Linked DNA regions of Mus musculus: region 2 is linked to region 1. A link is a contact called in ENCODE Hi-C data. All regions are on one chromosome and are shown on one strand. The core of a region is the stretch at or near the end of the contact, and the rest is flanking DNA. Distances in the headings are between cores, read along the strand shown.

Region 1 (4,263 bases), core at 728-3,227:
TGATTCTGTGGAGACTAAGTCCCATCTGGCCACTCCACCACCCTCTCCTGCTTTGGTGCTGGGAGTACACACAGAAAACTTCAGTCTACTTTGAAGAATCTCACCCAAAACTGTCCTGGACAAGTCCTTTCCCCCTGCAGACTAAGGTCAGGGGTTCAGACCCCCAGGCCCGTTTCCAGCCAAGAGCAATAACATGAAAACCTGTCTTGCCTATGCTTTTAATCAATATATAGAAAGTTTACTAGCCAATCAGACTTAGTCATCCCCAATACAGTTGCTGCACCCTTGCTAAAACAAGGCACAGGGTACCTCAAAACCATCTAGGGTCCAAAATCCCCTCCTAAATATCGACCAGGCAGGAGGGGAGCCACCTGTAAGGCTACACGGAGCAGGTGGGTTGCCTTCCCTCTCAGCCTACCTTACAAGGCTTCCTTGACCATGTGAGGTAGTTCTCTGGCCCTTCCACCACCAAAGATGGTGGGCCTGCTCTGCAGGTATCCAGGTAGATTAGGGGGTGCAGGGGTATGGGGGAGGAGGGAAGTGACACATCTAAGGCTCCTCAAATAAGTTGCTAGCATAGTGTGCCTGTCTTCATTACCAAAACAAACACCATGAGTGGAGTCCGGGAGCTCTCCGGCCTGTGAGTTTCTGCTCACCTGCTCCGAGGCACCTCCATAATCAGCAGTCCCAACTCTAACAAGCTGACAGTTCAGGGGGAAAGGAAGGCTGCGCCTGCTAGGATGCATCGTGTCCAGGCCGTAGGTTGGGCTGCTGAGCTCCGTGTCCCCCTAGCCCCAGGGCTGCGGCCTCACAAGAGCAATTGTGAGTTCACCCCTGTCCAGTTGGCTTACCAACCCGTCAGCACTCTGCTCCCCACTCAGGCAGGGCACCCCTCAAGACGCGCTCTATTAGCCGCACTACCACTAGGCCCTCCCAAGGGAAATGCCCTGTTCTGCCTTCCGGGCATACAGATGCCGCCCTTCTCTCCCTCGCTCGCCTGCTCACTCACACCGAAGCGGCCTCCCCAGAAAGGGGCAAACCTAGGAAAGGCTCAGTACCCAGACCACCCCCACCCTGGCTGGGGCTCTCCCCCGCTCGCCAGAGGCTGCCCAGAAAGAGCCTCCTAGGAACAGGAGAGGGGACACCTGGGTCAGGAGCAGGACACGGAACAAGCAGGGTCTAGATGGGAGGGTGAGAGCAGCGAAGGGCTGACGCAGGCTAGGCTAAGTCGTGAGAAGTCGGGGGAAGGGGACGGCTAGGGCCGGGGACAGGGAGGTGCAGGGAGGGGGGGAACACAGCTGGAGTAGAGAGGCCACACTTGAGGACCGACCGCAGAGAGAAGATTCCATGACGGTGAAGGAAACAAACCTAGGCAGAGTTCACTGGAAAGGGCTTATCGGGGTGCAGACTGGGGCCATGGAGAGGAGAAGAGTTTGGGGGAAGGGGACCTAGACTGGACCACTGGAGCGAGAACCACGGTCCTAGCCTGGGCCCTGGGGCCGAGGCAGGAGCCCAAGTACAGCCCATGGGATGAAGGCCTGCGAGAGGGGTGCCCGGCCTGGCCCCTGAAGGAAGGAAGGTCTAGCCTGGGATAGGCGAGACTAGCCTGGACTTGCAGGGAGAAGAACTGGGCTCCACATGGAGCCCAGGGCGGGGTCATAGGCTATCAGGGCCTCCCGCCGCCCACTCCGGACCCGAAGAGTGGCGTCTGCCTAGGGTCCGGGACCCCGCCCCTCCCCCACCCCGGATCCCCACCCTTCCCGGGCCGGGCGGGTCGGCGAAGGAGTGGACGCGAGCTCCGGCGGTGAGAGGGGTCCCGGGATGGAGCCGTGAAGGGGTCCCTTTACCATGGTGGCGGCGGCGGCGACGGTCCCTGTCCCGGCGTCTGTGGCTCTCCCCCCCGCAGCAGGGCCCTGCGCTTCCACTTCCCCGGGTGCCCAAGAGTGAACATCCGGGTCAGCGCCCCCCTCCCCCCCCCACCCCCCCGCGCCGGGCAGCCACCACCTTCCTTCCCCGCCCCGGCCAGCCCGACCCGCCCCCCAGCCGCCAGCTCCCGACCAATGAGAGCGCGGGGCCGCAGCGATCGCCAAGTATGGAGCGCCGCGCGGGGGGCGGGGACGGGGGCAGGCCCTGTGGTCGAGTGGGCGTGTCCTGTCTCAGGAGGGGCGGGCCAGGCGCAACGCTCCTGCGCGGCCAGGGCTGTGGCGTTCCGGAGGGACTGGGTCTACTTGCGTCCCTCCTCTGACTGTCAGCCTCGCTTCTCGCAGCTGCAGGACGCGGGCTAGCTGAGGGTGGAGCGGTTCACTGGTTCCCCTGGGCGGAGGATGCGGAAGGCGCCGAAACTAGGAGGGGACCGGCCCTCCGCAACCCACCCGGACCCGGAACTGGTGCGCCGGACGAGGCCCGGCCCCTACAGAGCGAGCGGAACCTGCATGGGGAAGCCGGCTCTGCCGCCCCTGTTGCTGAACACCTGCTATCAGGACCAGGCGGGCAGCTTTTAGGTACCAAAAGATGACAAGTGAATAAGCCATAAGGATCCCTGCCTGCACTTCATAGCTACCAGAGTAGTTGTGGGAAAGACCCGGGTAAGAAGACTAGAACATTTGGGTTCAATAAATGCTGTTTCATATACTTTTTTACATTATGTACAGAGAATCAGCCCGTTTCCCTAAATGAGTATCTCTCTCGAATCATATAGTGACTCAGAAATCCCTCTTTGTTTTCAGGTCTGAAGATTGAACGTAGAGCCTCAGGCAGGCTAGGCTAAGCTCTTCCACTTAACTGCAGCCCCAACCAGAAATTTGCTGTTCAAAAGAGTGAATTTTGTTTTGTTATCTAGAACTCAGGAGCCCTAGAATTGCACGTTTTGTTTATAACAACCCCCTACACGGCTTGCTCACCCTCCGTTTAGAGTCATATCAGGTCCTGAGAAGAGATCAGAAAACATCTGAGGGGAAACTGTGCCCTAGGCCTCTGAGCTTATAGTCAAGTGAAAGCTTGCAGGGACAGCCACCAGCAAAGAAAGCGTCCAGGTAAGTCTCTCAAGAATGACATAGACCAATATTACAGGAGTTCAGAGAAGGGAGTGGCACTTAGAAGGTCATTACACCGGAAGTATTTATCATGTAGCTATTGGCCAAGCACTGTGTAGGAAGCAGGCTGGAGAAATTACAGCTTTGAGCAAAATAGCCCATGATGGCATATGGCTTGTGGGTAAGATTTCACCTCCAGGAATAGAGCCTCTTACAGCCTGGGTAAGTACCCCTGTCCTGAGTTAAGGCCCCTTCAAGCTTGAAACCTGGTCAGAGACCAGGTACCCTATCTAATAAAGTATTGGGGGTGAGATGTGGAAAAACAGTGGATAGAGCAGGTAGACAGACGAGCCCTGTGGTGGTATTTTGGAGGATGGTCCAAGGGGGCTTTAACTCAGAAACTAACGCTTGACCAGATAGCTGAAGGTGGGGATGGAGCAGACCATGCGCCCATTGTCAGCACCTAGGTATCCACAGAGGCCACTGTGGCCAGCCTAAATTGTGTGTGAGCAGCAAACTGCAGTGAGCCTACTGTGTGCTGGACTACAGGGTAACTAGGGAGGGCCTCAGAAAGCTATTTGTGTGTCCCAGACAGTTTTATTTTAATGTCAGAGAAACAATACCTGAGGTTACCCTCAGTTTCCCACATACATGCCTTCCTGCATGGGAACAGACATAAAACACATGTACACACACACACACCGGGGAATTTTTTAAAGCATACATATTGGGCCTAGGGAAGTGCACTGTGGGTAAAGTGCTTGCTGTCCAAGCATAGGGACCTCTCTGATCCACAGCATGTAAAAGCCAGGTACAGCTAGCTGTGTATTGGAGAGATATTCCCAATGCTGTGTGAAAGGCAGGAGGATCTCTGGGGCTTGGTGACTAGCCAGCCTAGCCAAATGGCAAACTCCAAATTCAGTTAGAAAGGCCTATGGTGGTATATACCTATAATCCCAGCACTCAGAAGGCAGAGGCAGGAGGATCTCTGGGAGTTCAAGGCCAATCTACTCTACATAGCAAGCTCCAAGACAGCCAGGACTATACAGAGAGAAGACGAATTCTATGAGAGACGCTGGGTCAAAAAACAGGGTGGATGGGCTGGCTCAGTGGGTAAGAGGACTGACTGCTCTTCCAGGGGTCCTGAGTTCAATTCCCAGCAACCACATGGTGGCTCTCAACCATCTGTAATGGGATCTGATGCCCTCTTCTGGTGTGTCTGAAGACAACT
Region 2 (4,263 bases), core at 849-3,348, 1.5 Mb before region 1:
CCTTCCCTCTGCCACCCCTACGAGCAGTCATTGTCTTACTGATTTTTTTTTTCCTACTCACAAAATAATCCAACTCCACATGGCTTTCCTAAACTTCAGGACAACCCGATGCAGCAGAGAAAAGACCCTATCATGCCCAACTTCTTAGCCTTGTCCAAACCCACTAGGCAATAAATAGAGCAGCTTGTGAGTTACCCTTCCAATACTCTGGCTAAGACCGGTCTACCTGGCGAGCCTACCTCATGCAGGGCCCCTCTGCATGCCTAGCGGGAACCTTTCTTCTACTGCAAGATGGTTAGGACTCTTCTACCCCTCTTAGTGTGCCCTTGCCACCTTTTGCAGAACACCCTTGGGAACATGGGCAACACTCTCCCGAGGGTCAAGCTCCATCTCTTTCTTAGAGTTAACAGAGAACGTGATCTCCGGGACACAGAGGCGGAGGGGGTAGAGGGGTGTATCACCGAAAACTTGCTTTTACAAAGTTCTGGCGGAGACTCAAGCGGACCCTGGGCCCGGCTCTGCGGGGCTTCCTCTCCACCACCACCCCCGCCCCCGCGAAAGCTCAAGTTCCACGGCCCAGACCGGAGCCTCAGGGGAGCACCGACCCCACTGGCCCCCACGCCGCGAGGACCCGAGGCAGACAAAGCCCAGCGCCGCTCCGCGGGGGGTCGCGGGTGGGAGGGGAGCCCCGGGGTGGGGAGGGCCTCCGAGGAGCATGCGCGCTCACGGCCGCGCCGCGCGGGCCCCCACCATGCCCCGCGCGCACCGGCCGGGCCGACCGCGCCGGGCTAACACGGAGCATGCGCGCCGCGCGCCAGGCCCCGCCCCCCCGGGGCGCCCGAGCCGCAGCGGCGGGAACCTCAAAGCCCCGGCGCGAGCCGGCTGCTCCCCGCGGACTGCCCTCCCCCCTCGGGGGGAGGAAGAGACGCGGGGGTGGGGGGGAGGAGGGGGGTGGACGCACGGGGGGGAAGGAGGGACTGACAGCCCCCGCGTGGCCGCGCACACCCGGTCCCCCCCCTCCCCCGGCCCGGGACTGGCTCCCCGGAGTTCCCCCGCGCGGCGTGGGGGAGGGGCGGGGCGTGACCCCACGGCGCCCCTCCCCCCCAAAACCGCCAACCGCCCCCGCCCCACTCACGACGCGCTCCTTCGTGTGCTCGGGCTCCGTGATGATCGCGGCCGCGCCGGCCGCCTTGCCCGCCGTCGCCGGCCTGGCTGTGCGCTTGCCGCCGCCGGGGGCCCCGTCCAGCTCCGGGCCGTCCTCGTCGCCGCTGCTGCCGCCGCCGCTGCTGCTGCTGCAGCGCTCGGGCCGCTCGCGCTTCCTGCCCGCGGGGCCGCCGCGTCGCCGGGGCCCCGCGCGCGCCGTGCCGTTGCCCGAACTCGGCTCCTCCCAGGCCGCCCCCTTCTTCCTGGGCATGGTCGCCGGGCTGCGGGAGACACACGGGGCGCACAATGCACACGGGGCGGGCTGCGGGGCGGGGGAGGGGACGCGCGGCGCGGCGTGGGCCGCCCCACCTGCTGCTCCCTCGCCCCTCCCCACGCCGCGCGCCACGCGGGGACCCCCCCCTGTACCCCGGCCGGGCCCCAAGCACCTGCGAGCACGCGCGAAAAGAGGAACTTTCGTGGGGCCCCAGCCCGGCCCCCGCGGCCCGGCGCTCGCCCCGTCTGCTTTTTTTTTTTTTTTTTTTTTTTATTGATTTTGAACAATGGGATCTCTGTCTGTCTCCGATTAAACCACGTGGATCCGCCTTCCTTCCCCTTCTTATTCATTCCGTCCCCCAACCCCCCCTTCCCCAGCGTCTTTTTTTTTTTTTTTAACCTTTCTCGGGGGGGAAGGGGGAGGGAGAGGAGAAAAAAAAAGAGGAAAAAAAAAAAACTTTCCCAGACCCTGCAAACTGGTCCCAGACGGTTTCCAGCCCCTACCTGGTTGGAGTGATGAGAAACGAGGAGGGAAGCGACTGAAAGACGGGGTCGAAGGCTTCTTCTCTCCCCGGCCGGGACGAGGGCTCCAGCCCACTCACCAGATACACTTAAAATGTAAATACGAGCTTCCAGAACAAATGCTACAACACAAAACAGAAACACATGTGCGGCCGGGCGGCAAGCGAGCGCGCGCGCGGCGGGCGGCGAGGGGCCCCGGGTGCGCGCGCCCCCTACCGGCCGGAGGACCCCACCGCCCAGCCGGGCCGCCCACCCGAGCCTGCGTCCCGGACGCCCGGCGCCACGCCGCAGGCCCCGCTGGGCCCCGCCGCTTGCGCGCTCCGCACGCCCTTGCACGCAGCGCGGCCTGCGCGTCACAAGGCGTCTTCGGGGCTCGGGAGAGTGTCAGATTCTCTTGTTTTTTCCCCCTGAGCGTCTAGACAGGTCACCTGAGGACACTCGCTGGAAAATAGTTGCTTTGCTCACGCAGCAGCCAGCGAGGGACGTGCCCTAATTGAGTGATGGGAATGAAAAATGAACACAATTTGAGTAACTTTCTCCTGTGCAGACTCAGGGTAGATTTGATACGTCGTGGATGCGTCCAGAGTGTGCAGCCGGGTGCTGTTAGAATGATCAAGTTACATAAAGGTTTGGTGTAGTATGAAATTAGTAATTAGCTGGGGGACGTACTATGAAATTAGTAATTAGCATAGGTGGACTTGAAAGTACTTGTGATGGGAATTTTCTTCATTTTAAAAACGTATTTACCGCGCCTCAGTACAAGCAAGACTAGATGCAAAGGTGCTAGAAGCTTAGAATACAGACCTGGAGAACAAGATCTCTGCCCAGTTGGAAGGCGAAGTAAGAGGAAAGATTAAGAAATTACTGAAAGCATGGTACTTACCGGGTTCCAGGATCAAGGAAGGCGTTCCCTGGGAGAGCTGAGTTTTAAAATTGTAAAGAATCTGACCTGGCAGAAGTGGGAGAGGAAACCTTTCCCCTACCCCGTGGGACAGTGCAGGGTCTAGGAATCCGGGAAGAGAAGTGGCCAGAGGTGCTGGGGTCAAGGCTGAGGAGTCGACAGGGCCCCCCTCACAGGACCCGACAAGCCACGTGCACGATCGGCTTGGTTGGAACTAGGGGAAGGTTTGCATCTCAGTGTCACTTTCTCTTCTGACAAATGTTTTTCTTTGGGGTTTTGTTTCCGTCTCATGTAGCCCAGGCTGGCCTGAAACTGACCGTGTAGCCCAGGCTGACATTGAACCTGATCCTCCTACTTCTCTCTCTCTCTCTCGAGCGCCCGAGTTAACACTGAAAGTTTCTTTTTTGGCAACTTCCTTGGTTGACTAGAGAGAGTTTCTAGGGTCTTTGCAGTTCGTTCTTAATTACATCAAGAAGCGGGATGGGGGCGGGGGGAGGGTGCACAGGACCAAACGTTTGAAGGCAGGCGGAGAATCCTGGAGAACCAAATCTAAGTTATTTGATCAAAGTCACCAGCCTGGGTGGAAGCACTTATGTAAAACAACTCAGAAAATGAGCACCAACTGGTGCGTTTCAGGGATATTAGAAGCACCGTCTGAAAGCCTCTTAATAGACCTGGCATTCGAAAAGATTGAAGAGATTAAGCCGTGATGCTTTGATATAAAACATTAGAACCAACTAGAAAAGAATTCTGCCTAAGTGTGCCGTCAGGTCCGGGTTTCAGGAAATGGCACGCCGGAGCTTGTCCGGGGGTGGTGGCTGGTTGGGCGGTTATCCTCCCGACAACACCCTGTGTGGCCAATTAGAAACGCTGAGGGTGCCTTTAAAAGGTTTTTAGGCAGCGAGTCTCTCTCTCTTTCTCCTGCCCCATTATACGGCTTTCTGCCGGCGTAAAAGGCACATGCGTCAGAACCGCTGATGCAACCCGACGCTAATATCACGTTGCATCATCTGACCCAAGGTGTGGTGCTTCCAAAACTGGTTTTTCCTGAGGCTGTGCTAAGGAAGAAGAGCACTCAGAGGATAACACCCACTAACCAGCCCTCCTCGTCGGATGGGAAAAGTGTTCTCTGCCACTCCATGCCTCACTATTTCAGACCCAGGGAAAGCCCGAGTGATGCCCCTGGTTGAGATGGGGGTGCGGGCGCACACACGAAAAGGCGAACATGTAGGCTGCTGTTCACCTTATGTAACCAATGTGACAGAGTGAGGTGCACCTACGGGCCATGCAGGGAGTGCTCCCTCCAACATACACTTGTGCTTGGGCTTTTTACTTCATTTTAATTGAGCGTCTGCTCGGGACAGAAGAAAGAAGAGAAGAGAGAGCAAATTCTATCTGAGCACAAATGCCCGGCTTCCGTTTGT

The links. Hi-C counts contacts between places; a loop is a spot of excess contacts on that map.
Region 2: a loop to region 1 is called in a map of regulatory T cell, with 5 times the contacts of the local background. The contact joins the promoter of Rcc2 here to the promoter of Capzb in region 1. A Hi-C loop is called at or near these places in 2 of 37 maps with a recorded cell type or tissue (T-helper 2 cell and regulatory T cell).

What each region holds. Positions count from the first base shown.
Region 1 is chr4:139,190,613-139,194,875 of GRCm38, reverse strand. Capzb (capping protein (actin filament) muscle Z-line, beta) reads right to left here and starts at 1,977. Exons shown (of 9, transcript NM_009798.4): 1 at 1,848-1,977. The coding sequence starts at 1,850.
Region 2 is chr4:140,699,308-140,703,570 of GRCm38, reverse strand. It overlaps Rcc2 (regulator of chromosome condensation 2), which reads right to left and starts at 2,098. Exons shown (of 13, transcript NM_173867.5): 1 at 1,921-2,098; 2 at 1,136-1,424. The coding sequence starts at 1,414.